Regions from separate parts of the Homo sapiens genome. Here region 1 is linked to region 2. Evidence: read pairs that join two places in POLR2A ChIA-PET (ENCODE). Cell type or tissue: GM12878. All regions are shown on one strand. Links, peaks and the distances in the headings refer to the core of each region. The heading gives the core; the rest is flanking DNA. Region 1 holds the start of ZNF625 (zinc finger protein 625). Region 2 overlaps ZNF700 (zinc finger protein 700).

Region 1 (15,980 bases), core at 5,007-9,006, 220 kb after region 2:
CCATGAAAAGGTAGCTGTGGGGGTCTCAAGGACTCCCTCTTTGACAAGGCTTTGACCTTGTCCTACAAAACCCAGTTATAGCAAAGATCCTTCTAAGGGAGTTCAGAGAAACCCCACCCTGGCCCCTCCAAACGTGATACCCAATGAAGTTCTGTTACCCCTATTCATAACTCATCAGCTTTCTCTTCTGTAACCCTTGATACCTCACCAAGTTCCATCCTCTCCCTCAATTTACCCTTGAACTATAGGTTCAATACTGTTGTTGCTGCATGCAAGGTTGAGGTCAATCTCTCTCCCATATTACAGTTCTCATGACCCACATCACAACTGTCCTGAATAAAGCCTTCTTTGACATTTTTAACACGATTTCAGTACAATCTTTTTTTACAAGGGACAGGGACTTAGACTTGAAACCCTGCTTCACAAGTCTGGAATGCATAGGGGATAATATGCTCTCTCCCTGTGGGAAGGAAGGAGGGTGTCCTGAGAGTATCTCCCACTCACATATCCAGAACTCTGGGTCAGACTTCTCTCCTCATGACCACTCCTTGTTGTCACTCCATAAACTGGGTGAGATGGGGGACTGTGGATACACCATTACCCAGACAGTGTTCTACGGTGGAGCTCGCCTCCTGCAGTGATGGGACACAATGCCTGGGAGTCCTGTTTGCCAATTCAGCCCTTACCTTGTGTCATAAAGGAGACTGAGGTTCCAACTGAGATGGATATATGTGAGGACCAGGTGTAGAATTTTCAAGTTTTTCTTCCATTTGGTGAATACTCTTTGCAATTTATTTCTTCTTTTTTTTTTTAAGCCTATAGCAAGCAGTATTCTCATGCATTCTATAAACCATGCAGTAACCAGGCTTGAATCTGCTCAGCTGCTAAGATCAGCTATACTCTTGTATTTCTTTTTTTTTTTTTTTTCTTTTGTCTGAGACAGAGTCTCACTCTGTCATCCAGGCTGGAGTGCAGTAGTGCAATCACAGCTCACTGCAGACTCAACCTCTGGGGTCAAGCAATCCTCCCACCACAGCCTTCTGAGTACCTGGGCTCACTGGAGCATGCCACCACACCTGGGTAATTTTTTTTTTTTTTTTTTTTTGAGACGGAGTCTCGCTCTGTCGCCCAGGCTGGAGTGCAGTGGCACGATCTCGGCTCACTGCAAGCTCTGCCTCCTGGGTTAACGCCTTTCTCCTGCCTCAGCCTCCCGAGTAGCTGGGACTACAGGCCCCGCCACCACGCCCGGCTAATTTTTTGTATTTTTAGTAGAGACGGGGTTTCACCGTGTTAGCCAAGATGGTCTCGGTCTCCTGACCTCGTGATCCGCCCGCCTCGGCCGCCCAAAGTGCTGGGATTATAGATGTGAGCCACCGCGCCTGGCCAGTTTTTTTTATTTTTTGTAGAGACATGGTCTCACTATGCTTCCCAGGTTGGTCTTAAACTCCTAGGCTCAAGAGATCCCCTTACCTCAGCCTTCCAAGTTCTGGGATTCCAGATGTGAACCACTAACCTTGACCATACTCCTGTATTTCTTCATTGTGTCTTTCAAAACAGAAAAGCTTAAATTTTAATGTAGTCAAAATTACATACTTTTTCTCTGTTCCTAGTGTTTCTCTTGTCATATTATAGCCTCTTCTTCCTAAACCTAAGATCATGAATATTTTTGGGTGGCACATTCTGTAGCAACAAGAGGGTGAGGTTCTCCTTTGTTCCCAGAGGAGAATGAGACTGGTGTATTCTGCAGGCTAATAAGGAAATGAAACTCACTATACTATGGAGGATAAAAGTATATAAATTTACACTATAACAGTATAATGCCATATAGGCTAATACCGTTTATATGTGGCACTTATATATCATATACACGTTACATGTAATATTTACCAATTACCTACCATAACTAAACCATATACTGTATATAAATGCAACATATGTACATGTATATGTGTATATATATACACACACACTATATCCTGTACTAGATAATGCTAGATTCTATTAAAATACTGTACATGAATATCTCCTTTAAATTTCAAAAGAAAACACCTCACCAATATATTGGAAAAGAGAATCCTATAACAATATCATACCCGTGATGAAGTGGCATTCAATTCAGGAAAGCAATGCTGCTCTCACCTCTGAAAATCCATTCATGCAATACACCATAATAGTATAGGATCAACAGCAAACAACACAAGAACATCATAATAGATGCAGAAAAAGCATATGACAAACCTCAACATTTCTTCATGATAAAAACACTCGGCCGGGTGCAGTGGCTCACACCTGTAATCCCACCACTTTGGGATGCCAAGGCGGGAGGATCACAAGGTCAAGAGCTCGAGACAAGCCTGGCCAGCACGGTAAAACCTCGTCTCTACTAAAAATACAAAAAATTAGCTGGGCGTGGTAGCATGCGCCTGTAATCCCAGCTACCCAGGAGGCTGAGGTAGGAGAATCGCTTGAACCCAGGAGGCAGAGGTTGCAGTGGGCCGAGATCATGCCATTGCACATCCCAGCCTGGATGACGGAGCGAGACTCCATCTTAAAAAAAAAAACAACAACAACTCAATAAACTAATAATACAAAGTAACTTCCTTAACTTACTATAAGGTATATATAAAAAATGCAAAACTACCCTCATTCGTGATGGTGAAGGACTAACTGCTTTCTCCCAAAGATGAGACACAGACAAGGATGTCTGCTCTCATGCCTTCTACTCAGCTTGAGAAAGGAGATGCTACTAGGCCAACCAGGTCAGAAAACAAAAGCCTAGGCGGGACGCGGTGGCTCACGCCTGTAATCCTAGCACTTTGGGAGGCCGAGGTGGGTGGATCACGAGGTCAGGAGTTCAAGACCAACCTGGCCAAGATGATGAAACCCGTCTCTACTAAAAATACAAAAATTAGCCAGGTGCGGTGGCAGGAGCCTGTAATCCCAGCTACTTGGAAGGCTGAGGCAGAAAAATCACTTGAACTTCGGGGGAGAAGTTGCAGTGAGCCTAGAATGCGCCACTGCACTCTAGCCTGGGCGACAGAGTGAGACTCCATCTCAAAAAAAAAAAAAAAAAGAAAAGCCCTCCAGATTTATAGTAAAGACACATGCACGGCTGGGTGCAGTAGTTCATGCCTGTAATCCGGCATTTTGGGAAGCCAAGGCGGGTGGATCACCTGAGGTCAGGAGTTCAAGACTAGCCTGGCCAACATAACAAAACCCTGTCTCTACTAAAAATACAAAAATTGCCGGGTATGGTGGCGCAGGTCTGTAATTCCAGCTACTTGGGAGGCTGAGGCAGGAGAATCGCTTGAACCTGGGAGGGGGAGGTCGCAGTGAGCTGAGATTGTGCCAGTGCACTCCAGCCTGGGTGACAGAGGGAGTCTCTGTGTCAAAAAAAAAAAAAAATACATGCAGTGATTCTGGCAGGCATATAGACTGTCACTGCCCATACCGGTGTACAAACTGAGGCAGAAATACAAAAAGGCAAAAGACTTATGTTAGTTTTATATTTCTTTTTTTTTTTTTTTTTTTTGAGACGGAGTCTTGCTCTGTCCCCCAGGCTGGAGTGCAGTGGGGTGATCTCAGCTCACTGCAAGCTCTCCCTCCCGGGTTCACGCCATTCTCCTGCCTCAGCCTCCCGAGTAGCTGGGACTACAGGCACCTGCCGCCATGTCCGGCTAATTTTTTGTATTTTTAGTAGAGACGGGGTTTTACCATGTTAGCCAGGATGGTCTCAATCTCCTGACCTTGTGATCCACCCGCCTCAGCCTCCCAAAGTGCTGGGATTATAGGCGTGAGCCACCCCGCCCAGCCCTTACCTATATTCTTTTGTAAAATATTGAAAATGCCTGAACAGAGCCAGGAAGGGCCTCTTTTCTCTTGATCTTCATTATAGATTAACTTTCCTCTTACCTTTCTCACACAAAGACTTCATGGCCATCACAGTGTCTTAAGCTGGAATGTCAAATTTGATAATGGCTCACTGCAGCATCAAACTCCTGGGGTCCAGTGATCCTCCTGCCTCAGTGTCCCTTGTATCAGGAACTACAGGTGGGTGCAACCACACCTGTCTAATTTTTCTATTTTTCTTTTCTAGACATGGGTCTTGTATTACCAAGGCTGGTCTCCAACTCCTGGTCTCAAGCAATCATCCTGCCTCAGCCTCACAAAGCTGGGATTACAGGTGTGGGACACTGCACTAGGTCAAGAGTTTAACTTTTAGCTCCGGAGTTCTAAGCCCATTTCCCTAGAGTCTGTATTTTCTTGAATGGCAATTCTCAGATTTTCACTTAAATAATCTCCTTATAATAGGAATCTGATCATTTCAATCATTTAAGGTAGAAAAATCCAAACAAGGCGACTACATCACTGTAACCAATAAAGTATTTTTTGATTTTTATTCTAATGCACCATATAAAAGCCTATCCTTCAACCTGTAAACTAAAAATAAAAACCTAAGCTCCCCATCCCACCCCAATCAAGTCAACTGAGTGGCTCTTTACCAAGGGGAGGCCCCCCAAAAACCTGAAAGTTCCCAGTTACATTAGTAAGGGAGATCAGACACTCCATACTCCCTTCTGGAGTTTAGACACAGCAACTGACCCACATTCATATTAAAATAGACATAAGACCTGCAAAGAGGCCGGGCACAGTGGCTCAGTCCTGTAATCCTAGCACTTTGGGAGGCGGAGGGAGGCGGAGGCAGGCGGATTATTTGAGGTCAGGAGTTTGAGACCAGCTTGGCCAACATGGTGAAACCCCATCTCTACTAAAAATACAGAAATTAGCCGGGTATGGTGGCGTGCACCTGTAATTCCAGCTACTTGGGAGGCTGAGGCAGGAGAATTGCTTGAACCTAGGAGGCGGAGGTTGCCGTAAGCCGAGATTGCGCCACTGCACTCCAGCCTGGGCGAGAGTGAGGCTCCATCTCAAAAAAAAAAAAAAACCTGCAAAGAAACCCTTTGTACCAATAAATACTAAATTGCAAACAAGACCTAAGGCCATGCAAGGCAAGGGTAAAGTCACGCCTTAGAATTCATAAAATCTAGTGAAACATATCTGTTTTTTGGTGGGGATGGAATCACGTGGCAGGTAACAGACTCCCTTCACTTAAACATTCCTTCCTACCCCTTTCAAATTTTAGACACAACTTCACACTCTCAGCCAACTGCCAACTACAGAATCCCTCAACCACCTGTGCCTTCTAAGCCCCGCTTCTACGTGTCCTGCCCTGTCAGCCTTCCATGCCTTGATTGATCTTTTCCCTGCAATTCCTGTCTCGCTGAAATGAATAAAACCAAACTGCCATCGAACCTCCTGGGGACCACTTACTCGAGGCTACATGCGGTTGTTTCCCTTGGTCACGTTCTCTCATATTCGGCGTAGAACATAGTTCAAGTTATTTTGCAGAGTTTTGCTCTTTCCGTTATCAAACTGCAAGCCATGACTGGGTGTTTCTCATTCAGGAAACATTTCTCATTCATTTTTTTCAAACTCCTATTCTGAGAAGCAAAACTCTTTAATTTTTAAGAGGACTCAGTTTAGTTTGTTGCTGTTGTTTTTGTTTTGTTTTGTTTGAGACAGGGTCTCGCTCAGTCGCCCAGGCTGGAGTGCAGTGGCGCGATCTCGGCTCACTGCAGTCCCAATCTCCTCCCTCAAGCGATCCTCCCACCTCAGCCCCCCAGTAGCTGGGATTACAGGTGGGCGGCACCACGCCCGGCTCATTTTTTAAAAATTTATTTTTAATAGAAACTAGGGTCTCGGTATGTTGCCTAGGCTGGTCTCGAATTTCTGGGCTGAAGCAATCCCCCCGCCTCAACCTGCCAGGCGTGACCCACTGCGCCTGGCCTTCAATTTAGTTTTTCAGGAAAAAAGGGGGGACTGGGGACCCCGCAGCCCACCGCTCCTCCCACACGAACCACACACCCGAGGCAGGATTGCCTCCATGACCCTCCCGTGGTCTCCGCACAATCTGGGGAGACGCGGGACTACGGGCGCGGAGCTCCCCAGAGAGGGCTCCGGGGCCGGGGCCAGGGCCGGGGTCGCAGTCGCAGCGCAGAGACGGGACAGGACGCCTGGGGTCCCGGCTGCCGGCCCAACCCCACCCTGCGGCCGAAGGGACCGAGGGCCGAGCTACGCCAGGGGGACTCCGCTCTGCAGACCCGAAGTCGCTGCAGGAAGGCCTGGGTCCTGCTAGAGCCGGTTCGAGCCGGTTCCTCCCGGCCCCTCCCCCGTCTCGGGACCCCCGGCCCCGCACACTCACCATTTCCCGGCTTCCAGGTGTCCTGGCCTCCTCTCCACGGATCCCTCTAACAGTCCAGTCACAGTGCGGGCGATGGAGCGACAGAAGCTATGGCGGAGGCACCTGGTCCCTCTCGGGGCCGGAAAACCGAGATCCCGACCTCCCTTTGGTGCAAGACGCCTGGGAGTCAGGAAAGCGGGAATGCGGCCTCCCCTTCCCCGGATGGACAGTTGGCAGGACCCCGCCCCAGCGCCCCTGATTGGATGAGGCTCCAGTCCCCGTCCCATCGGTCCTGAGTGACAGCGGAAGCCCTGGGTAACAAGGCCCGGCAGAACCGAAATGACCTGTTCCAACCACAGATTATCTAAGCGAGCTCCCTCCCTGCGTCTTGCTCTTTGGGTATTTGCATTTCAGCCAAATTTGCTCCGAATTGCTAGAGGGGGTACCGTTGTCTTCCTCACTCAATGGGCTGTCCCTGCTCCTTTGTCTTGCACAGGAAATTCCAGACTCAGAGTCCAGTGGAGGTGAAGGAAATTAAAATATTTTACGCCAAAATATATTTATTTGACAGATTTTGAAATGGCTGTGGCTCGGCCGCAAAAAAAAGTGGACTGGCAAAGCTGTCTTTGGAGGGGGGGAATTTGCATCTGCAGAGAATCTCCATTGATGAAACCATGCCCTCTCCCCCTTTATTTCTTTCCCTTTATCCAAGCTAGAAGAGATTGTGACCTGAACACAGGCAGGGTGCGGTGGTTCACGCCTGTAATCCTAGCACTTTGGGAGGCCAAGACTGGAGGATCCCTTAAAGTAAAGAGTTAAAGACCAACTTGGTCAACACAAGAATACCCCTGTTTTGTTGTTTTTTTTTTTTAATTTTTATTTATTAAACTTTAAGTTCTAGGGTACATGCGCACAATGTGCAGGTTTGTTACATATGTATACATGCGCCATGTTGGTGTGCTGTACCCATTAACTCGTCATTTACATTAGGTATATCTCCTAATGTTATCCCTCCCACATCCCCCCACCCTAGACCCCTGTTTTTATTATTTAAAAATCTTTACGGCCGGGAGCGGTGGCTCACGCCTATAATCCCAGCACTTTGGGAGGCCGACGCGGGCGGATCACGAGGTCAGGAAATCAAGACCATCCTGGCTAACACGGAGAAGCCCCGTCTCTACTAAAAATACAAAAAATTAGTCGGGTGCGGTGGCGGGCGCCTATAGTCCCAGCTACTCGGGAGGCTGAGGCAGGAGAATGGCGTGAACCCGGGAGGCGGAGCTTGCAGTGAGCCGAGATTGCGCCACTGCACTCCAGCCTGGGCGACAGGGCTAGACTGTCTCAAAAAAAAAAAAGAAAGAAAAAGAAAAAGAAAATCTGTGAAGGTCAGAATTAGAGCAAGACCCATTTGGGATGCCTCCTGGAGAAAGGGTTTATGAATTTTTATTTATTATTTTATTTTATTGTATTTATTATCATTTTTTTTGAGACGGAGTCTCGCTCTGTCGTCCGGGCTGGAGTGCAGTGGCGCAATCTCGGCTCACTGCAAGCTCCGCCTCCCGCCCGGGTTCATGCCATTCTCCTGCCTCAACCTCCCAAGTAGCTGGGACTACAGGCGCCTGCCACCACGCCCGGCTAATTTTTTGTATTTTTAGTAGAGACGGGGTTTCACCGTGTTAGCCAGGATTGTCTCGATCTCCTGACCTCGTGATCCGTCCGCCTCGGCTTCCCAAAGTGCTGGGATTACAGGCGTGAGCCACCGCGCCCTGCGGGTTTATGAATTTAACAGTAAATTTAGCTTAAACTGACTCAAGTCGAGAGCTTCCTGTTGGTGAAAATGAAGGTCTTAAAGGAGAGAATAATTTCTAAACTGAGGAGGGGACAGAAGGGCATTTCAAACTCCCAGATAAATCCTTAATTTTCTCTGCCTCATCATCTGGGACTGACCCGCCCTGGGGGGCTCCATTTCAGCAGTCACAGTTTGGCTTCCAAGCTTGGAAATATCATTTACCTTCTGACAGAGGGTTTTCCTTGTGAACTGTGCATGAAGCAGGCTGCTTATCTGAACTACTTCAAATGTTTGCTTTACTTTTCTTTTGATTCCTTTATAAAATATTGCTGCCGGCTGGGCGCGGTGGCTCACGCCTGTAATCCCAGCACTTTGGGAGGCCGAGGCGGGCGGATCACGAAGTCAGGAGTTCGAGACCAGCCTGACCAACATGGTGAAACCCCGTCTCTACTAAAAATACAAAAATTAGCCGGGCGTGGTGGCACACGCCTGTAATCCCAGCTACTCAGGAGGCCGAGGCAGGAGAATCGCTTGAACCCGGGAGATGGAGGTTGCAGTGAACTGAGATTGTGCCACTGAACTCCAGCTGGGCGACAGAGCGAGACTCCGTTTCAAAAAAAAAAAAACATATATATATATATATATATATATATATATATATATATATACACACACACACTTATATATGTGTTTGTATATATACACATATATGTGTATATATACAAACACATATATAAGTATATATATACACATATATGTATATATATGTGTATATATATAGCTGCCATATAATTCCAGCTTTTCCATGCACTTAGTTTTATTCTGTTGTTGGCTTGTTGTTTTCTTGAGTGAAAATGAGTAGACTGAGAGATAAAGTATGAAAAATCTTTGGCTATCCCTCATCCCAAATTTATAATCTCTGACGACATCAGGCCTCTCTCCTCTTCCAGTGTTGGCCTGACTAGACCTCAAGGCAGACAACCTCCCCACCTCAAACCCCCTCCCCCCACCCCCACCTCCCCTGAAAGAAGGGCCCACTGAGTACAGGAAGACAACAGTGTCAGCTCTGGAAAGCCTGAAACATATTCTGAAATACCAGTATCCCCAGGGTGGGGGCCAGGCTGCAGTGCAAGGAGGAAATCCGGCTGTGGCTAGAATCTATATTTTTCTTTTCTTTTCTTTTCTTTTTTTTTTTTTTCGAGACAGGGTGTTACTCTGTCACCTAGGCTGGAGTGCAGTGCGCTGATCATAGCTAACTGCAGCCTCTACCTTCAAGGTTCAAGCAATCCTCTTTACTCAGCCTGCTAAGTAGCTGGGACTATAGTTGCAGGGCCACCAGGCTGGGCTAATTTTTTTTTTTTTTCTTTTTTTTTTAGAGATGAGGTCTCACTACGTTGCTCAAGCTGGTCTTGAACTCCTGGCCTCAAGCAGTTCTCCTTTCCAGCCCTCCCCGAGTCCTGGGATTGTATAGGTGTGAGCCACATGTCGGGCCTAGAACCTTTCATTCAAGCTCCACTCAGCCAGGTGTTAAATTCTCCTCTCACTCCGCCTCCCAGAAGGCGGGGCCCGTGGCACTGTCCAATCAGGAGGGGCGGGGGGGTGTGGCTGTGCAAATTGTCCAATCAGGCGCGGCTCTGGGAGGAGGCCGCGAAGCTCCATAAAACTGCGAGGCGTTCCTTTCACCCGCCCACAGTGGGTGTCAGGTCTATGCTGCTCTGAGAAGCACCAGAGGTGGCTTCGCTGCAGCTTCTTTCCAGCTGTGACTTGCAATGAACACGAAAGACATAAGGAGAACCATAGACACCTCAGAAGCCAGGAAATGGTGAGTGCTGGGGGGATGTCCCGAGACTGTGGAGCAAGGTGCTGGACAGGAACCTGCTGTGACGGGACCCAGGCCTGTCCGGGGCGACTTCGGGACCGGTGGACTGGAGTCCCCCTAGCGCAGCCACCGCGCCCGATTTAAGAGAGAATTTTCAATGGCTAAACTGCACATGTACATCTCCTGACACAGAGCACCTGGTGACAACCATCAACTGTGAAGGTCAGGGAGCTGCTGAAGCAGAAGAGAGTCCATATTTCATTAGTTTTTTTTTTTTTTTTTGGAGACGGAGTCTCGCTCTGTCGCCCAGGCTGGAGTGCAGTGGCGCGATCTCAACTCACTGCAACCTCTGCCTCTGGGGTTCAAGCAATTCTCCTGTCTCAGCCTCCCGAGTAGCTGGGACTACAGGCGCACACTGCCACGCCCAGCTAATTTTTTGTATTTTAGTAGAGACAGAGTTTCACCGTGTTGCTCTTGTTGCCCAGGCTGGAGTGCAATGGTGTGATCTCAGCTCACGGCAACTTCCGCCTCCCAGGTTCAAGCGATTCTCCTGCCTCAGCCTCCTGAGTAGCTGGGATTACAGGCACGCGCCACCACGCCTGGCTAATTTTGTACTTTTAGAGACGAGGTTTCTCCATGTTGGTCAGGCTGGTCTCGAACTCCTAACCTTAGGTGATCCGCCCGCCTCGCCCTCCCAAAGTGCTGAGATTACAGGCGTGAGCCACCGCGCCCGACCTTCATTAGTGGTTTTATATAACAGTTTGTTAATGTCGAAATAATAGTTTGCTGGCTTCTTCATTTTATCAAAGGAATAATTATTTGCCAGTTTTAAAATCCACTTAAAACTGTCTTGAAATTTTTCTCTTCTACTTTACGGTAAACACAGGAGGAAAGCAGGGACTCTGCTGGATTCTCTTTCGAACACTGGGATTGAGGGTGTTTGCCTCGTGGAACTGAACAATGTGGGTGAAAAGCAGGTGGAAAACTTGCAGGGGGCAGCATAGCCTGAGGCCGGTGATCCACACTGAGACTAATCTGGAGCCTGCAAAGGGAGGGAAAGGGAGCTCCCCCGATTGCTTCCTGGGCAGCCTGCCTTCCCCTGTAGGTAGTCTCCAGCTGCTCCGAACAGCTCCAGCTCCAGCTCCAGGAGTGTGGATTCTGAGAAGCTGCAGAGCCCTGGAAAGCAGGAACTTCACAGGCAAATGCACGTGCGGGTTTCTCTCCTTTCTGAGGTTGTACCTCTAGTTTCCCAAGGTAGTTTTCCGGAAAACTTTTTGTTTTTTGAGACGGAGTCTTGCTCTGTCACCCAGGCTGGAGTGCAGTGGCGCGATCTCGGCTCACTGGAACCTCTACCTCCCGGGTTCAAGCGATTCTTGTGCCTCAGCCTCCCCAGAAGCTGGGATTATAGGCGCCCGGCTAATTTTTGTAATTTTAGTAGAGACGGGGTTTCGCCATCTTGGCCAGGCTGGTTTTGAACTCCTGACCTCAAGTGATCCGCCCGCCTCGGCCTCTCAAAGTGTTGGGGATTACAGGCATGAACCACTGTGCCCGGCCTTGATTTTTCTATGTATAGAGTTGCTGCAGTCAGGCTGTAATTTGTATATATGAAGAAAATATGTAAAGATCATATTTAGAGACTCATTTAGGTAGCGTTCCAGAGAAATGGTTTATGAGCTAGAGAGGTTGGAATTTCAAGGGGCCTAAATTGACCACAGGTGAGAGTTTTCTGCTGGTGTAAATTATTAAGGTATTGAAGGAGGGAGCGTTCCCACATTGTGATGCTGTGACAGGAGGGCATGTTGAGCTCCCAGAGTTAAATCCTTAGGTTTCCTGCCTCATCATCAGGGTCTAATGTACTCTGTGGCTCCACTTCAGCAGTCACTGACTCTTAAGCTTGGGAATATGTTCTACCTTCTGAATTCATCTTTTCCTTTTTAAATGTTCTGAAGTGCCCTGCTTATCTGAGCTAGTTCAAATTTTCGCTTTACTTCCCTTTTGATTTCTTTACAGATTACGGAAATAGAACTTGTTTTTCCATGTATTTAATAATTTTATTCACTTGTTGGCAGTTTTTTATTTTCTTGGGTGAAAATGAGTAGATTGATTTGGGAGGCGAAAGTGGGAGGTTCACTTGAGGCTAGGAGTTCAAGACCAGCCTGGACAACAAACGAAATCCCGTCTCTACAAAAAATTAAAGAATTTGCCGGGCTTGGTGGCATGTACCTGTAGTCTCTACTACTCAGGGGACTGAAGCGGAAGGTTCGCTTGAACCCAGGAGATGGAGGCTGCAGTGAGCTATGATCATGCCATTGCACTCTAACCTGGGTGGCAGAGCTAGACCCTGTCTCAAATAAATAAATAAAGTAATAAATAAGTAAATAAAGTAATAAATAAGTAAATAAAGTAAAAAATAGAGAGAGATAAAGAGGTATGGTATGAGAAAGCCTTGGGCACGCTTCCCATATCCTCATCCCAAATTTCCGATCCCTGGGAATATCACGCCCTTTCTTCTGTTCCAGTCCTGCCTGGAACTCCCTGCGCACACCTGTGACTCCTCATGCAAGAGGTAGATGAAGAAATGACCCACTGAGTACAGGAAGTATCTCCTTTGGTAAACCCGGATTAAGTTCTGCTAAAATGCAAGTATCTCCCATCTCCCCATCCCCCGCAGACCAAGTACAGTGAAGGGGACGAGGGGAAGAAGTCCACCCTGCGTTTGAGGGCTGGGGCCAAGACCCCTCATTCCCGCTTCACTCATCTATGCTTCACATCTCCTGTCATTCACATCTGTCAAGATGCAGGGGGCAGAGCCCGAAGCTGTACCCAATCAGGGGCACCGGGGAGGAGCTCTGCGATCGGTCCAATCAGGCGCGCCGTCGGGGACGCAGCTGCAGACGTTCAACCTTCTCGCGGGATTTTCATTTCTCGCGTCTGCCGTACTTGGTTTCGCTTCGCTAGTCCCAGAGGCCCAGAGTGGCTCGCCTGGAGTCTCTGTGGCGCGGTTTCCTGTACCTGCCTTGGGATCCGGAGGGAGGAAGCTGGGACACCCGGGAGTCAGGAAATGGTGAGTGTGTCGGGCCCTGCGTCCCGAGACAGGGAGGAGGGGCTGGTTGGACGACCGGAACTGGCTGTGGCGCGGCCCGGGCCTTCCCGTGGGCGACTCTGGGTCTGCGTACCGAGTCCCTCTGGCGCAGCTCAGCCCTTGGTACCCTCGGCCTCAGGGTGGGGCTGGGCCGGCAGCCGGGACCCCGGGCGTCCTCGTCCCGCCCTGTGCCGCGATTGCGGCCCCGGCCCCGAAGACCCAAGTCTCTTCAGATTGTGCGGGGCCCACGCGAGGGTCATGGGGTGGGGGAAATCCTGACTTGTGCGTGGAAGGAGCTGTGGTGTATGAGGTTCCCAGTTCCTTTTCTCTCCACAGAGGACACCCGTTTTTCCCTGAGTTTTCTAAGTGTATGGGATGCAGGGTCCCAAATCCTCACTCTGTCCCCCAGCCTGCTGTTTCCAGGGCTTGCAGTAAATCCCCAAATTTCCTGTTCTCTTTTCGCTTTTCCAAACGCCAACCTCTCCCCTTCCATTCACGACATTAGCAACCGTTTCTCCTATATTCTACATTTCAGATATTGTGCTTTCATTGTTTATTTTTCAACAAAGCAATGGATTACTCTTTCATCAAGGTTTGTTTTCTGTTCATAGCCTTGACACTCCGCTGTAAGAAACCTTTGTGCTTGTCCTTTTGTCTCCTCTATGCACAGATACCTCATCAGAATGTCTTTGAGTTGAGGTTCCCCTTTGGAATCTTTACAGGGTGATATGCCTTCAGCGCCCCCTCCTATTTATTTTTTCCTGGTTCTGGGTTTCAAAACTGTCTGGGGCTGACTCAAGCTGCCCACAGCTGCCAAGTCTCTTGGAGGATCTAGTGAATATTGGGTCTTGGGTGAGTCTTCCTAGAGGACAGTTGAAATAGAAGGCTGGGAGAATGCCCTGGGACTAGGATAAATCTAGCATACCCTGCTTCTAAATAGCCAACCTCTGGGGGCACTCAGCTTTTCCTCCCCCAACCCCAGTTTCCATCCTTTGGAGACACACTGGTGGTCAGCCAATCAGATGCTGGTATTGAGGATTGAGAAAAGAAAATTTTTTGTGTGTTTTGAAAGAGTCTCGCTCTGTCGCCTAGGCTGGAGTGCAGTGACGTGATCTCGGCTCACTGCAACCTCCATCTTCTGGGTTCAAGCGATTCTCCTGCCTCAGCCTCCCCTGTAGTTGGGACCACAGTTTTGCGCCACCACTCCCAGATAACTTTTTTTTTTTTTTTTTTTTTTTGAGACGGAGTCTCTCTGTCGCCCAAGCTGGAGTGCAGTGGCGTGATGTCGGCTCACTGCAACCTCTGCCTCCCGGATTCAAGCGATTCTCCTGCCTCAGCCTCCCCAGTACCTGGGACTACAGGCGCATGCCACCACGCCCGGCTAATTTTTTGTGTTTTTAGTAGAGACGGAGTTTCACCTTGTTAGCCAGGATGGTCTTGATCTCCTGACCTCGCGATCCGCCTGCCTTGGCCTCCCAGAGTGCTGGGATTACAGGCGTAACTGTACCCGGCCTCAAAAAAATAATTTTCGTCTGATAAATGTGGGTCCTTTTAAATGAACGGGCACATAGAGACATTCAAGTGATACAGCAATCACCTTCTAACTCCCTGAAGCTATGAATTCATCTTTTGAAACTGCTATTGCCACAAGTAGGTATAATCAACTTACTAATGCAACACGGGACCCTGGAACCCACACCCTATAGCTTAACAGTGCATAGCCACGCGCTTATCAATGTTACTTCTGTAAATCAGTGAGAATTCCTGACAAACAACTTTGTATCAGCCCACATCCTGTCCCCCTTTTTCAGACACTTTGGGTCATATTTTGTGTTTCAGCCTCTACTTTTTAGGTCGACAAGGGAAAAGACGGAAATGATTCCTGTCCTTTGTATTCTCTCAGCCTTGTGAAGGGAGAAAAACTATCTCAGCGAGGTGGTGGAATAACCTGAAAAACAAAATGCACTTTGGGTACACAGTGTCGCGTAATGCAGTGTCTCTTGGGCGGGTGGTCACTGAGCATTTCAGTGAGCACTATGGGGGTAGAGGGATGTTCCAACTGATAGATAAGATGACCTCTGCTGACACTGGAGTCAGACGAATGTCTGTATTCCAGGTCAGCACTGCTTCTCCCTGGGATTCTTGCCTTAACAACAAGTTCAGCTTGAGTATTTCATTTAGTTGAAAGTGCATTTTATCAGTAGAGCTTCATAGAGAAGATAATGTATTTCCCAAGAGGTAGATTTCAGGGGGAAAGAGATTAGTCTTATATTCCACATTTTAAAAATTCTTATTTTCAACGGCTTGTATCTGTATTTCTCCATATTTTGGAGTAATTATCTGCATGATATGTGTAGGTGCTGTGGCTTTTTACCTAAGAAGCAGAATCTCATTCCAGTACATTTGAGAGTCATGATGCCAAATCTTTGATGGTCTGTGTCAGAGACACAAAGTCTACAATGTGTGTGTTCACAGTGGTGTGGATTTTATGCCTCAAGTCACTTAGAAAAGTGTCTTAGAAAACCTGGACAGTGCCCTTGTGTCTTCACAATAATTCTTTTGTGTATTTATGGAGATGATTCTGTAATCTTTTGGGACATGGACCAATGTGTATCTCTTCATACTCATATTCTGCACCATCTGTATGTAGCACGTCAGACTTAGCGGTGTGACCTTAAACTTTTTAAAAGAAACTGGAAGGTCAATAAAATTTAAACTGCTGGCTGGGTGCGGTGGCTCACGCCTGTAATCCCAGCACTTTGGGAGGCTGAAGCAGGTGGATCACCTGAGGTCAGGAGTCTGAGACCAGCCTGGCCAACCTGGTGAAAACTCGTCTCTGCTAAAAATACAAAAATTAGCCAGGTGTGGTGGTGGGCGCCTATAATCCCAGGTACTCAGGAGGCTGAGGCAGGAGAATCACTTGAACCCAGGAAGTGGAAGTTGCAGTGAGTTGAGATCATGCTATTGTGCTCCAGCCTGGGTGACAGAGCAAGACTCCGTCTCAAAAAAAAAAAGAAAAAAAATTTAAACTGCTTAACAACAAATTCTT
Region 2 (15,980 bases), core at 10,511-14,510:
AACAACTTAATTCGTAATGGTTTACTTTTTTCCCCCAGAGCTTGTTTTCTTTTCTTTCTAGCTGGTTTTTATTTCCTTTTCAATTTAAGAGTGAATTTAACATTCCATCTGAAGACAATCTGATAGCCATGAAATCTTTGTGTGAGAAAGTAGTCTCTGGGCCGGGCGCGGTGGCTCACGCCTGTAATCCCAGCACTTTGGGAGGCCGAGGCGGGCGGATCACGAGGTCAGGAGATCGAGACCATCCCGGCTAAAACGGTGAAACCCCGTCTCTACTAAAAATACAAAAAATTAGCCGGGCGTAGTGGCGGGCGCCTGTAGTCCCAGCTACTTGGGAGGCTGAGGCAGGAGAATGGCGTGAACCCGGGAGGCGGAGCTTGCAGTGAGCCGAGATCCCGCCACTGCATTCCAGCCTGGGCGACAGAGCGAGACTCCGTCTCAAAAAAAAAAAAAAAAAAAAGAAAGTAGTCTCTGTAGTCTTACTACAGAGATCAGTAGTGAAGAGGGGCCTGGTAGGATGGCTCACACCTGTAACCCCAGCACTGTGGGAAGCCAAGGCAGGTGGATGGCTTGATCTCAAGAGTTCAAGACCAGCCTGGGCAACATATTGAGACCCCATCTCATTTGTGAAAAATCATATTAATATAAGTTAAAAAAAATAGTGGAGAGGGAAAGGGTCTTTCCTGTTTCCCTTCAGTCATTTACAACATTTTACAAAACGCTATAGGTAGGAAAGAAGGCGAATCTGTAATCAGGGAATGGAGGATTCCAGCTAGCTATGTGAAAGCTGTGTGTCAGGTCACTCAACCCCATGATCACATTGCTTCAAGATAATTTAAAGATCTACCAGCTTAAATTTTTGAATTACTTTGTTGTTTTTGTTGTTTGTTTTGAGATAGGGTCTCACTCTGTCACCCAGGCTGGAGTGCAGGCGCGATCTCAGCTCACTGCAGCCTCCGCCTCCTGGGTTCAAGTAATTCTCCTGCCTCAGCCTCCCAAGTAGTTGGGATTACAGACATGTGCCACCACACTCAGCTGATTTTTGTATTTTTAGTAAAGACAGGGTTTTACCACACTGGCCAGGCTAGTCTCAACTCCTGTCCTCAAGTGATCCACCCACCTTGGCCTCCCAGAATGGTGGGATTACGGGTGTGAACCACTGCGCCCGGCCTGACTCATTTGTTCAAACAGCCTATGTAGGTAGAAAATTTCTAGGTATGTAATTCCAAGGTAATAGGTAAATTGTGCCTGATTAAGCATGAATTTTATTTCCCTATACATTAGTAATTTCTGAGAGTTGTATTTAAATTCGATTTCAGGGTCCTTAGGTAGGACCTTAGGACACTACACACAGTTCAGTCTCATTGCTTGTTATTTAAATTTTTCCACACTTTCCAGGGCAACTGGTTCCCCCTTATATTTTCCAAATATATGGGATGCCGGATCTCAAATCCTCCACCCTCATACCACAGCCTAACTCTTCAAGGGCTTGCAGTGAAATCTGTTTCTGAACATTTCACATGAGAGGAAAGCAGAGAATAACCACTAGACATTTGCCTGAAAAATCCTTTCTGCCTCTCCTCCTTTTATCTTTCCTAGACACAGACACCTTATCAGGATGTCTTTGGGATGAGGTTCCTTTATGGAAACTTTGCAGGGTGATATGTCTTCAGTACACCCTCCTATCTTTTCCAGATTTTGAGTTTTAGAACTGCCTGTAGCTGACCCAAGACCCCCACAATTGCCATGTCTCTTGGAGGGTCTAGTGGGTATCTGTGCCTAGGGGAGTGGGGCCTCCCAAGGGAGCAGCTGAATGACTAGTGGTGGAGGAGATGCCTGGTATACTTTTCATCTAGATACCCAGTTCGTGGGTGCTCACCTTCTCTCTCCTAACTTCAGTTTCCATTAATTGGAGACACATGGCCAATCAGCTAATTGGATGTTGCTATTGAGGAAAAACAGAAATGATTCCTGTCCTTTGGATTGTCTCAACTGTGAAGAGAGAAATATCCCAAAAGACAAGGAAAGGCCACCCCAACAAGGTTGTATTTAGCTGTCCTACAGGGAGGTGGTCACCAGAATGCAGTTGTGGAACAAATATATGTGAGTTGACCACATGGAGGAACTGGGAGGAGGTGTAGAACTGGAAACTCTGTTGAGTTTGAGTAAAGTTTACTTCTGTTATGAGAATGTTAAATCTATAATCAAAATGCATGCTAAGGTAACATATCAATATAAGAACTCACTATAACCGGCAACTCTAGAATTAATTAAATTATTGTATATGGAGATGACAGGTAGTGGATTGATTATTCTCCTGTAGATAACCATTTGTCCCTGCTTTTTCTGTTAAGTGTTCACCACTTGTATCATTGGCTGACAATACCTGGTTTGTCATAGTTTCACATTACCTTAAATAGATGCCCAGACTGGGTGTGGTGGCTCACGCCTGTAATACCAGCACTTTGGGAGGCTGAGACTGGCATATCACCTGAGGTCAGGAGTTTGAGACCAGCCTGACCAATATGGTGAAACTCCATCTCTATTAAAATTCAAAATTAGCCAAGCATAGTGGTGCATGGCTGTAATCCCAGCTACTCGGGAGGCTGAGGCAGGAGAATCACTTGAACCTGGGAGGTGGAGATTGCAGTGAGCCGAGATTGCGCCATTGCTCTCTAGCCAGGGCAACAAGAACAAAATTCCGTCTCAAAAAAAAAAAAAACAACATAGATGCCCTCGTTTCACAATTTGCTGTTTTCCATTGGTCTATCTTTCCATCTGTCTGTTAATACCACTTTCTCTTAATTAGTATAGAGTACAAAGCTGCAGTGTGTAGTAGGGATAGTGCCTCTCTATCTTAGTCATCTTGGGCTGCTATATCAAATTACCATAGACTGGGTGACTTAAAGAATAAACATTTATTTCTGGCAGTTCTTGAGGTCATGAAGTCCATCTTCAGAGAGCTGGCAGATCTAGTGTCCAGCAAGGGCCCGCTTCCTGGTTTGCAAATGATCGTCTTCTTGTGGTTTCTTCACATGACAGAGGAGAGGAAGCCGGCTCTCCTGTGTCTTCTTATAAGAGCACTAATCTCATTCAGAAAGGATTTACTCCTATGCTCTCATCTAATCCTAATTACTTCCCAGAGATGTCACCTTCTAATACTATATTGGGAGTAGGTTATTAATGTATGATTTTTTTGGATTGATGCAAATATTCATGCCATAACACCTCCCAACAATATTCTATAGAGGATCTTGTCTATTTTTAGTCATTGTCTTCTATTTCAGTCTTTAGAAGTACCTTTTTCTTAATTTTAGTGAGGGAAACAAACTGCACTGTAAATTTCATAAAATATAACTGTAGGCATATTTCAGAGAGGTTACATCATAGTGATACTTAATCTCCTTTTAAGGACACATGGCATTTTTCCATTTATTGCATTTTATACTGATGTTTTTCAGTATAAACTTTTTGCATAATAATCATTTTTTATCCTTCTTGAGACTTTTTTGGACTTCAAGAAAATTAGTTTTAAAATTAGTGGCCAGGCACGGTGGCTCGCGCCTATAATCCCAACACTTTAGGAGGTCAATGCATGCAGATAGCCTGAGTTCAGGAGTTCAAGATCACCCTGACGAGCATGGAGAAACCCCATCTCTACTAAAAACACAAAATTAGCCAGGCGTGGTGGCAGAGGCCTGTAATCTCAGCTACTCAGGAGGCTGAGGCAGGAGAATCGCTTGAACCTGGGAGGTGGAGGTTGCAGTGAGCCAAGATCCCAAGATCGTGCCATTGCACTTCAGCCCAGGCAGCAAGAGTGAAACTTTGTCTCAAAAAAAAAAAAAGAAAGAAAATAAATTAGTCCAGCCTGGGCAACATGGCAAACCTTGTCTATACAAAAACTTACCTGGTCATGGTGATGTGCGCCTGTAGACCCAGCTACTCAGGAGACTGAGGTGGAAGGATCTGTTGAGCCTAGGAGTTCAAGGCTGCAGTGAGCTATGATTGCACCACTACACTCCAGCCTGGGTAACAGAACGAGACCCTGTTTCAAGAAAAAAGAAAAGACACAAAAAAATTAGTTTCAATATGCTATGCTGTTGTTGCTGATAATTAAAATTCACTGAGATTTATTTCTGTATAGAGTGTGCATTCTAGAAACTAACTAAAAGTATTACATATGCACAAAATACATAAAAGAGTTGCACAATGAATCCAAATATTGATGGAGTCAGTACTGTGAACGATAACTGCCTTACTTTTCTTTATACTTCCCCAACCTGGGTACCCATCCACATCAGTATATTTTATTTTTGCATGTTTTTTATGCAAACCAATATGTGATTTTTTTTTTTTTTTTTTTTGAGACAGAGTCTTGCCCTGTCGCCCAGGCTGGAGTGCAGTGGCGTGATCTCGGCTCACTGCAAGCTCCGCCTCCCGGGTTCACGCCATTCTCCTGTCTCAGCCTCCCAAGTAGCTGGGACTACAGGCACCCGCCACCCCGTCCGGCTAATTTTTTGTATTTTTAGTAGAGACGGGGTTTCACCGTGTTAGCCAGGATGGTCTCAATATCCTGACCTCGTGATCCGCCTGCCTCAGCCTCCCAAAGTGCTGGGATTACAGGCGTGAGCCACTGCACCCGGCCAATATGTGATATTTTATATTGGATTTTATTTAAACTCAGTTATGAACCTTACATGGAATGATAGTTAATTCACTTTCTTATTTAGTTGATTTTATTATTTAGAACAGTGGTTGTTTACCCAAAACATTGAGCAGATAATCCAGAGTTCCCTCATTTTTCTTCCAAGCTCATAGTTCCCCCTATTTTAAACATCTTGACTGGCCAGGTGCTGTGCCTCATACCTGTAATTCTACCACTTAGAGAGGCTGAAATGGGAGGATAGCTTGGACTCAGGAGTTGGAGGCCAGCCTAGGCAACATAGCAAGGCCCTGTTTCAAAAAAAAAAAAAATGTTTTAAACCAAGGAAACCATATTGACTGTGTGTAGTGTATCCTATAATTGATGCAAGAATATATTACATGTGAACACGATGAAAATTGAAGAAGCCAATATTATTATTACCTAAAGTCCATCTTTTACATGAAACTTCACTCTTTTTGGGCTGTGGTTTAAGACAACTACGTGTGTCATGTATCCACCATCACAGTCTTATACAGAAGCGTGTCACAGGCCTCAAAATCCCCTGTGCTCTTCCTAATCATAGCTCTCCCCTCCCTCTTCTGCCACCCCTATTTATCCCTGGCAACAAATGATAATGTTCCTGCCTCGGTTTTGCATTTTCCAGAATATTAAATATTTGGAATGATGCTGTAAGTGGCCATTTCAGACTTGCTTCCTCGATGTAAAAATATGCATTGAAGGTCTCTCGATACCTTTGTTGCTTGACAACTCATGTATTTTTTATTTTTATTTATTTATCTAAAAAAAATTTTGTTTTTGAATGGTGTGAACCCAGGAGGCGGAGCTTGCAGTGAGCTGAGATGGCGCCACTGCACTCTAGCCTGGGTGACGGAGCAAGACTCCATCTCAGAAAAAAAAAAAAAAAAAATTTGTTTTTGTTTTGTTAGAGACAGGGTCTCAAACACCCCAGCTCAGGTGATCCTCCCACCTCAGCTTCCCAAAGTGCTGGGATTCCACTTGTGAGCCATCATGTCCGGCCACTCATTTTCTTTCATCACTGAGTAACATTACGTTGGATGGGTGTTACCATAGTTTCTTTATTCACCTACTGAAAGGCTCATCTTGAGCCTGGTGTGATGCCTCATCCCTAAATTCCCAGCTACATGGGAGACAGAGGTGAGACGATTGCTTGAGGCCAGGAGTTAGAGAACAGCCTGGTAGATACAGTGTGAGACCTCATCTATTTTTTTTTAAAAAAAGACTCACCTTGTTTGAGTCTAGTTTTTGGCAGTTATGAGTAAGGCTGCTAAAAACGTCTGTGGGAGGACTTTTGTGTGGACATCAGTTTTCAGTTCATTTGGGTCAATATTGTAGGATTGAGACTACTGAATCAGTAGGACCATGCTTATTTTCTTCAGACCTCCGCAGACTGTCTTCCGAATTGGCTGTAGAATTTTCCATTCACATCGATAGTGAATGAGTGTTCATTGTCATTGGCATTAGGAAGTGTCAGTGTTTTGGATTTTAGCTACTGCACCAGGTATTTGCTGCTGCCTCATTGTTTTCTTTTTTTTCTTTTTTTCTTTGTTTGTTTGTTTGTTTGTTTGGAGATGCAGTTTCGCTTTTGTTTCCCTGGCTGGAGTGCAATGGCGCAATCTCAGCTCACTGCAGCCTCTGCCTCCCAGGTTCAAACGATTCTCCTGACTCAGCCTCCAGAGTGTCTGGGATTACAGGCGTGCGCTGCCTCTCCTGACCAATTTTTGTATTATTAGTAGAGATGAGGTTTTACCATGTTGGCCAGGCAGGTCTCAAACTCCTGACCTCAGGTCATCCACCTGCCTCGGCTTCCCAATGTGCTGGATTACAGGCGTGAGCCACTGCGCCCGGCCTGTTTTCATTTCGCTCTTTAATGACACGTGATGTAGAGCATCCTGTCATATGTTTGCCATAATTACAGTCTTTGGTCGGGTGCGGTGGCTCACGCCTGTAATCCCAGCACTTTGGGAGGCCAAGGCGGGTGGATCAGGAGGTCAGATCAAGACCATCCTGGCTAACACTGTGAAACCCCGTCTCTACTAAAAATAGAAAAAATTAGCCAGGCATGGTGGCGGGCGCCTATAGTCCCAGCTACTGGGAGGCTGAGGCAGGAGAATGGCATGAACCCGGGAGGCGGAGCTTGCAGTGGGCCGAGATGGCACCACTGCACTCCAGCCTGGGCGACAGAGCGAGACTCCGTCTCAAAAAAAAAAAAAAAAAAATTACTGTCTTTGTGGGGAGGTATACTTGGAAAGATCTTGTTTTTTTTTTTTTTTTTTTTTGAGACTGTGTCTGGCTCTGTTGCCCAGTCTGGAGTGCAGTGGTGTAATCTCGGCTCACTGCAACATCTGCCTCCCAGGTTCAAGTGATTCATCTGCCTCAGCCTCCAGAGTAGGTGGGATTATAGGCTTACACCACCAGGCCCAACTAATTTTTGTATTTTTAGTTGAGACTGGGTTTCACCATGTTAGGCTGATCTCGAACTCCTGACCTCGATGATCCACCCACCTCAGCCTCCCAAAGTGCCGGGATTATAGGCATGAGCCACTGTGCCTGGCTTTTTGCTTCTTTTTTGATTGGTTGTTTTTTTTCTTATAGAATTTTAGGACTTCTTCATACCTTTTGGATACCAGTCCATCACCAGATAGGCGTTCTGCAATTATTTTGTCCCAGTCTGTCACCTTTTTATTCTGTTAACAAAGTCATTTCCAAAACAGACAGTTTTACTTTGTTTGTTTTGTTTTTAAATTATACTTTAAGTTCTAGGGTACATGTGCACAACGTGCAGGTTTGATACATAGGTATAACATGTGCCGTGTTGGTTTGTTGCACCCATCAACTTGTCATTTACATTCGGTATTTCTCCTAAGGCTATCCTCCTCCCAGCCCTCCAGCCCCTGACAGGCCCCGGTGTGTGATGTTCCCTGCCCTGTGTCCGAGTGGTCTCATTGTTCAGTTCCCACCTATGAGTGAGAATATGCAGTGTTTGGTTTTCTGTTCTTGTGATAGTCTGCTGAGTATGATGATTTCCAGTTTCATCCATGTCCCTGCAAAGGACATGAACTCATCCTTTTTTATGGCTGCGTAGTATTCCATGGTGTATATATGCCACATTTTCTTAATCCAGTCTATCATTGGTGGACATTTGGGTTGGTTCCAAGTCTTTGCTATTGTGAATAGTGAATATTGCTTTATAGTAGCATAATTTATAATCCTTAGGGTATATACCCAGTAGTGGGATTGCTGGGTCAAATGGTATTTCTAGTTCTAGATCCTTGAGGAATCGCCACACTGTCTTCCACAATGGTTGAACTAGTTTACAGTCCCACCAACAGTGTAAAAGTGTTCCTATTTCTCCACATCCTCTCCAGCACCTGTTGTTTCCTGACTTTTTAATGATTGCCATTCTAACTGGCGTGAGATGGTATCTCATTGTGGTTTTGATTTGCATTTCTCTGATGACCAGTGTTGATGAGCATTTTTTCATGTGTCTGTTGGCTGCATAAATGTCTTCTTTTGAGAAATGTCTGTTCATGTCCTTTGCCCACTTTTTGATGGGGTTGTTTGTTTTTTTCTTGTAAGTTTGTTTGAGTTCCTTGTAGATTCTGGATATTAGTCGTTTGTTGGATGGGTAGATTGCAAAAATTTTCTCTCATTCTATAGGTTGCCTGTTCACTTTGATGGTAGTTTCTTTTGCTGTGCAGAAGCTCTTTAGTTTAATTAGATCCCATTTGTCAATTTTGGCTTCTGTTGCCATTGCTTTTGGTGTTTTAGTCATGAAGTCCTTGCCCATGCCTATGTCCTGAATGGTATTGCCTAGGTTTTCTTCTAGGGTTTTTATGGTTTTAGGTCTAACGTTTAAGTCTTAATCCATCTTGAATTAATTTTTGTGTAAGGTGTAAGGAAGGGATCCAGTTTCAGCTTTCTACATATGGCTAGCCAGTTCTCCCAGCACCATTTATTAAATAGGGAATCGTTTCCCCATTTGTTGTTTTTGTCAGGTTCGTCAAAGATCAGATGGTTGTATATGTGTGGTGTTATTTCTGAGGCCTCTGTTATGTTCCATTGGTCTATATATCTGTTTTGGTCCCAGTACTGACAGTTTTACTTTGAAGTCCAATTTATCGATTTTCTCATTCACAGATCATGCTTTTTGTGTTGTGTGTGAAACCTTATTGCCAAATCCAAGGTTGTCATGGTTTTCACAAGTGTTACGTTCTAGAAGTTGTGAGTTTTGCATTTTCCATTTAAGTAAATGATTCATTAGGAGGTAGTTTTGTAAAAGGTGAAGTTCTGTATCTAATTCATTTCTTTGCATTTGCTAATCCAGGTGTTTCAGTACCATTTGTTGTATGCCACCATGTCTAATTATTTATTTATTTTATTACAGAGACGGGGTCTCCCTATGTTGCCCAGGCTGGTCTCGAACTGCTGGGCTCAAATGACCTGTCTGCCTTGGCCTCTGGTTTTGAATTTTTAATACATGTCTTTATAGTAGATTTTTCTTTTTTTCTTTCCTTTTTTTTTTTTTTTTGAGACAGAGTCTCGCTCTGTCACCCAGGCTGGAGTGCAGTGGCGCCATCTCGGCTCACTGCAACCTCCACCTCCCAGGTTCAAGCCATTCTCCTGCCTCAGCCTCCCGAGTAACTGAGACTACAGGTGCCTACCACCACGCTTGGCTAATTTTTTGTATTTTTAGTAGAGACGGGGTTTCACCATGTTAGCCAGGATGGTCTCGATCTCCTGACCTCATGATCTGCCTGCCTCAGCCTCCCAAGGTGCTGGGATTACAAGTGTGAGCCACCGCACCTGGCCTATAGATTTTTCTACGTTCCTTGTGCCTCTCTGTCATCTTATGGAATCTTCTCTTGTATAGTTCATTGAGTGTTTTTAATCATGAGGAGATATTAACCCATTTATGCTGGAGATTGCAATTTTTTGAATTGCAGATGTGTGAGAAATCAGACTTTGGCAATAACCTTGAACAGTAGGATATAAATAACTCCCACATGCTTAGCGTTCCAAAAATGGAACACTACTCATAAATGGGCTAAGGCTTGTCAGATACCTTTTCTGCCTCTATTTATTCATTCTTGTCGTTTTTTGTTCGTTTGGAGACGGAGTCTCACTCTGTCATCCAGGCTGGAGTGCAGTGGCATGATCTTGGCTCACTGCAACCTCCATCTCCCAGGTTCAAATGATTCTCCTGCCTCAGCCTCCCAAGTAACAGGGACTACAGGTACACACCACCACACCTGGCTGATTTTTTTTTAATATTATATTTTAAGTTCTAGGGTACATGTGCACAATGTGCAGGTTTGTTACACATGTATACATGTGACATGTTGGTGTGCTGCACCCATTAACTCGTTATTTACATTAGGTATATCTCCTTATGCTATCCCTCTCCCTTCCCCCTACCCCATGACAGGCCCCGGTGTGTGATGTTCCCCTCCCTGGGTCCAAGTGTTCTCATTGTTCAGTTCCCACCTATGAGTGAGAATATGCGGTGTTTGGTTTTCTGTCCTTGAGATAGTTTGCTCAGAATAATGGTTTCCAGCTTCATCCATGTCCCTACAAAGGACATGAACTCATCCTTTTTTGTGGCTGCATAGTATTCCATGTGTATATGTGCCACATTTTCTTAATCTAGCCTATGACATCTGGGTTGGTTCCAAGTCTTTGCTATTGTGAATGGTGCCGCAATAAACATACATGTGCATGTGTCTTTATAGCAGCATGATTTATAATCCTTTGGGTATATACCCAGTAGTGGGATGGCTGGATCAAATGGTATTTCTAGTTCTAGATCCTTGAGGAATCACCACACTGTCTTCCACAATGGTTGAACTAGTTTACAGTCCCACCAACAGTGTAAAAGTGTTCCTATTTCTCCACATCCTCTCCAGCACCTGTTGTTTCCTGACTTTTTAATGATTGCCATTCTAACTGGTGTGAGATGGTATCTCATTGTGGTTTTGATTTGCATTTCTCTGATGGCCAGTGATGATGAGCATTTTTCCATGTGTCTGTTGGCTGCATAAATGTCTTCTTTTGAGAAGTGTCTGTTCATGTCCTTTGCCCACTTTTTGATGGGGTTGTTTGATTTTTTCTTGTAAATTTGTTTAAGTTCTTTGTAGATTCTGGATATTAGCCCTTTGTCAGATGGGTAGATTGTAAAAATTTTCTCCCATTCTATAGGTTGCCTGTTCATTCTGATGGTAGTTTCTTTTGCTGTGCAGAAGCTCTTTAGTTTAATTAGATCCCATTTGTCAATTTTGGCTTTTGTTGCCATTGCTTTTGGTGTTTTAGTGATGAAGTCCTTGCCCATGCCTATGTCTGAATGGTATTGCCTAGGTTTTCTTCTAGGGTTTTTATGGTTTTAGGTCTAACATTTAAGTCTTTAATCCATCTTGAATTAATTTTTGTATAAGGCGTAAGGAAGGGATCCAGTTTCAGCTTTCTACATATGGCTAGCCAGTTCTCCCAGCACCATTTATTAAATAGGGAATCGTTTCCCCATTTGTTGTTTTTGTCAGGTTCGTCAAAGATCAGATGGTTGTATATGTGTGGTATTATTTCTGAGGGCTCTGTTCTGTTCCATTGGTCTATATCTCTGTTTTGGTACCAGTACCATGCTGTTGCGCCTGGCTAATTTTTGTATTTTTAGTAGAGATGGAGTTCCACCACGTTGGCCAGGCAGGTCTCAAACTGCTGACCTCCATAATTGCACCTGCCTTGGCCTCCTAAAGTACTGGAATTATAGGCATGAGTCACCACACCTGGCTGCTACCATGATTTATTATCATTACTTATTGGAAAACAAAACTTAAAACTTACCAGCTTAAGGAATTTTACACGTACACTTGAGATAGTTTGACAAATCTACATAAGTTCTGTAAGATGAATTCTATTGTATTTTGCTTATTGCAATTATCCTGAGGTTTCACGCATGTTGTAGTATGTAACAAGACGTTTTCTTTTTTTTTTTTTTGAGACAGCAGGCTGGAGTTCAGTGGCACAACCTCGGCTCACCGCAGCCTCTGCCTTTCAGGTTCAAGCAATTCTCCTGTCTCAGCCTCCTGAGTAGCTGGGATTACAGGCATGTGCCACCACACCTGGCTAATTTTGTATTTTTAGTAGAGACAAGGTTTCTCCATGTTGGTCAGACTGGTCTCCAACTCCAACCTCAGGTGATCGACCTGCCTCGGCCTCCAAAAGTGCTGGGCTTATAGGCATGAGCCACAGTGCCCGGCCAAGATGTTATTTTCTAAGTATAAATAATATTTCAATGTATTGTGTCCGGAATTGGTGGGTTCTTGGTGTCACTGACTTCAAAAATGAAGCCGTGGACCCTTGCGGTGAGTGTTACAGCTCTTAAGGTGGCGTGTCTGGAGTTTGTTCCTTCTGATGTTTGGATGTGTTCAGAGTTTCTTCCTTCTGGTGGGTTTGTGGTCTCGCTGGCTCAGGAGTGAAGCTGCAGACCTTCGTGGTGAGTGTTAACAGCTCTTAAGGCAGCGCGTCTGGAGTTCTTCGTTCCTCCTGGTGGGCTCGTGATCTCGCTGGCTTCAGGAGTGAAGCTGCAGACCTTTGTGGTGAGTGTTACAGCTCATAAAAGCAGCGTGGACCCAAAGAGTGAGCACTAGCAAGATTTATTGCAAAGAGCAAAAGAACAAAGCTTCCACAGTGTGGAAGGGGACCCGAGTGGGTTGCCACTGCTGGCTCAGGCAGCCTGCTTTTATTCTCTTATCTGGCCCCACCCACATCCTGCTGATTGGTATAGCCGAGTGGTCTGTTTTGACAGGGCGCTGATTGGTGCGTTTACAATCCCTGAGCTAGACACAAAGGTTCTCCACGTCCCCCCCAGATTAGCTAGATACAGAGTGTTGACATAAAGGTTCTCCAAGGCCCCACCAGAATAGCTAGGTACAGAGTGTCGATTGGTGCATTCACAAACCCTGAGCTAGACACAGGGTGCTGATTGGTGTATTTACAAACCTTGAGCTAGATACAGAGTGCCGATTGGTGTATTTACAATCCCTGAGCTAGACATAAAGGTTCTCCAAGGCCTCACCAGAGTAGCTAGATACAGAGTGTCGATTGGTGCATTCACAAACCCTGAGCTAGACACAGGGTGCTGATTGGTGTGTTTACAAACCTTAAGCTAGATACAGAGTGCCGATTGGTGCATTTACAATCCCTGGGCTAGACATAAAGTTTCTCCACGTCCCCACCAGACTCAGGAGCCCAGATGGCTTCACCCAGTGGATCCTGCACCAGGGCTGCAGGTGGAGCTGCCTGCCAGTCCCGCGCCATGCGCCCGCACTCCTCAGCCCTTGGGTGGTTGATGGGACTGGGTGCTGTGGAGCAGGGGGCGGCGCTCATCGGGGAGGCTCGGGCCGCACAGGAGCCCATGGAGGAGGTGGGAGACTCAGGCATGATGGGCTGCAGGTCCCGAGCCCTGCCCCGTGGGAAGGCAGCTAAGGCCGGGTGAGAAATCGAGCGCAGCACCGGTGGGCTGGCACTACTGGGGGACCCAGTACACCCTCTGCAGCCGCTGGCCCAGGTGCTAAGCCCCTCATTGCCCAGGGCCAGCAGGGTCGGCCGGCTGCTCCGAGTGCGGGGCCGCCAAGCCCACGCCCACCCAGAACTCCAGCTGGCCCGCAAGCGCCGCGCGCAGCCCCAGTTCCCGCTCGCGCCTCTCCCTCCACCCCTCCCTGCAAGCTGAGGGAGCCGGCTCCCGCCTTGGTCAGCCCAGAAAGGGGCTCCCACAGTGCAGCAGTGGGCTGAAGGGCTCCTCAAGTGCCGCCAAAGTGGGAGCCCAGGCAGGGGAGGCGCCAAGAGCGAGCGAGGGCTGTGAGGACTGCCAGCATGCTGTCACCTCTCAGTATGTATATACTTACCACATTTTGTTTATCCATTCAGCCGTCAGTGGATATGTGGGTGGCTGCATTGCTCATTACTGCCACCCCAGGAAGGTTGTATAGTGGTTGAATCTGTGCTTATTACACCTGGTATCTCTTAGGAGTTTCTCGTTTGGCCTCTTGTGCACTTAGGGTGCCAGGTTTTGCTTAGGAATGTCCCCTTTCCTTTGCCCTTCTTACCAGCATCTATCTAGCTGCATTCTGACAGGATAACTGCAAAGTGAATGATTCCTGGGCATCATAATGGATGTTTCTTTCTACTTAGGTGTTTCCCCTCCTCTCTGCTTATATCTAGCATGCCTGTTTTGGGTGGTCCCTGGGGGTGTGGGCTTTCCCCTGGACTTCCCCTCCTGCTCTTGGCTAGCTATCTGCCTTCTCTAACAATGTCATCAAAGATTACACTTTGGGAACAGGCATTTTCAAGGAAACACAGCCTCAGGACTGCTAATGTTAACTTTTTTCTGCCTATTAATTCATAGGACTCCGTTATGACAGGTGCTACAGACCCACAGTCCAAAGAGACATTAGGGACAGCCCAGGCAGCTCGTTTTTCTCCCTGGATTTGTAGCAGGACAAGCCGCAGACAAAACCTCTCAGACACTGGGTTAGAGAAGGAAGTGGCTTTATTCGGCCAGGAGCGTCAGCAGACTTGCGTCTTAAAAACCGAGCTCCCAGAGAGAGAGAAATTCCTGCCCCTTTTGAAGGCTTACACAGGGATCCACATGAAAGGATCGTGATCAATTAAACAAGGATGGAGTGTGTAATTGGGGCTGCATGCATCGGTAACAGGACAGAGCAGAACAGAAAGACTTTCACAGTGCTTTCTCATACAATGTCTGGAATCTATAGATAATACAAGTGGTTAGGTCAGGAGTTGATTTTTAACTACCAGGCCTGGGGTGTGGCACCGGGCTGTCTGACTATTGATCTCATTTCTGCCTTCCTTTAACTTTTGCTTCCTCTTTCTTGTTCTGAGGTATGAGACAATAAGAGAGGTGGTCTCCTTCCTTATTCCCCCCTTTGAGAATCTCACTTATTAATGGGAGTTCTCACTTTCATCCTTACTACCTAGGTCTTCCTGCAAGACAGATCAATAGTGGTTAATGTAATACACTTGTGCTGAAACATTTTGGTGGACCAAGGTAGTGACAAAGCTTCTCATTATTTGAAGGAGCACAGGTAGCAAGCAGGGGAGTAACAAGCAGGTTTCTATTATTATTATTATTTCTATTATAAGTGTTTTAAATCCTCCTAGTGCTGGAAACCATTTTCCAAATACAGATTTAGGATTAAACCCATGCCAAAGCTGTACAGGCACATGTGCCAACTTTGTTATGTCCTTAACTATGTTTTTGACTACTTGCCCTTGATTATTTATATGCAGACAGCAATTGGTTAGGTTAAATTTTCCATAGACCCCTCCTTTAGCTGCTAGCAAGTAGTCTAGGGCCAGTCTATTTTGATAGATAGCATTTTTCATCTGGGTTTCTTACCGGGCTAAAACAGTTAAAGCTCTGCCAGTTTTAGTAGTGATTATTTCTAAGATAGCTTGTAACCATATGATCCGGTTGAGCATGTAAATGGGGGTCTCTTTTTTTTCTGTTTTAGCTATTTTTTTTACTTCTATTACCTAGAAAAGAACTAGTTTTTAAATCTTATTTCAAAGACTGTGATCATGGGAGGCTCAGATGGGTTATGGTACACATCAGGTCGGGCATTTCCTGGGTTACACACTTTGTACTGAGTGGTGTTATACAGGCAAGTTCCTTTTAAAGTTCCTAGGCATTCATAATAACTAGAAAACCGAAAGATTGTTTTAACTTGTTGCCCTACCTCAGTAACCTGATGAATACACTGGGAACAATCTTCCATGTGGGGAAAATCAGTTGAAGTCCTTATTCTACAAGTCCAAATTTTAAGGAGAATAAGTCCCATGATGAGTTTCCTCATGCTTTGGCCGCACATAGACCAGTCAGCTTCCAGGTGTGACAGGAGCAGGGCTTGTCGTCTTTTTCAGAGTCACTTTGCAGGGGTTTTCCAGGTTTGGTCCTGCCTCCCAGGAGCTGCAGGTTTTACATGACTGTGGTGGATCCAGGCCGGGATTCCCTCTACCTTCACGGTGGTGTGAGTGGTCTGTGGTCCCTTCCACCATGGGCACAAGGGGGCTACATTCCAGTCCTTGATCCACACTCTATTACCTGGGGAGAAAGGGTGAACTGGGGAGAATAAGCTAATGGGGCGTTTCTCGTTTACCTAGGCTGAGATTGTTCGTGTAATTTTTCGTAAGGCCTGTAGCTGTCGCTGTAACTTAATTTCACCTAATTCTCAGGGAGTGCCTGGAAGTCCCCATACTATGGGAGGAGGGCTATGATATA

The links. Peaks named below come from ENCODE experiments on the same cell type or tissue, not always from the same donor. Only the 100,000 strongest peaks of a DNase experiment are listed, where the experiment ranks them.
Region 1: POLR2A ChIA-PET joins it to region 2 with 5 read pairs; 3 of 35 experiments call an interaction of 5 or more read pairs at or near these places.

Annotation. Positions count from the first base shown.
Region 1 is chr19:12,150,294-12,166,273 of GRCh38, forward strand. It overlaps ZNF625 (zinc finger protein 625), which reads right to left and starts at 6,441. Exons shown (of 4, transcript NM_145233.4): 1 at 6,263-6,441. The coding sequence starts at 6,265. It overlaps ZNF625-ZNF20 (ZNF625-ZNF20 readthrough (NMD candidate)), which reads right to left and starts at 6,438. Exons shown (of 8, transcript NR_037802.1): 1 at 6,263-6,438. ZNF136 (zinc finger protein 136) reads left to right here and starts at 12,803. Exons shown (of 4, transcript NM_003437.5): 1 at 12,803-12,913. The coding sequence starts at 12,911. RefSeq lists a silencer at 5,958-6,127 and enhancers at 6,104-6,795, 6,358-6,467, 12,644-12,733, 12,744-12,903. In GM12878, for the core only: no CTCF peak of the experiment used is centred there; a DNase peak (open chromatin) is centred at 6,588; H3K4me3 peaks cover 1,924 bases; H3K27ac peaks cover 1,364 bases.
Region 2 is chr19:11,928,292-11,944,271 of GRCh38, forward strand. The region is part of intron 1 of ZNF700 (zinc finger protein 700); the gene reads left to right. It also overlaps a transcript of ZNF69 not described here. Among named protein-coding and RNA genes, the nearest start is that of ZNF700, 11 kb to the left of the region's middle. In GM12878, for the core only: no CTCF peak of the experiment used is centred there; no DNase peak of the experiment used is centred there; H3K4me3 peaks cover 273 bases.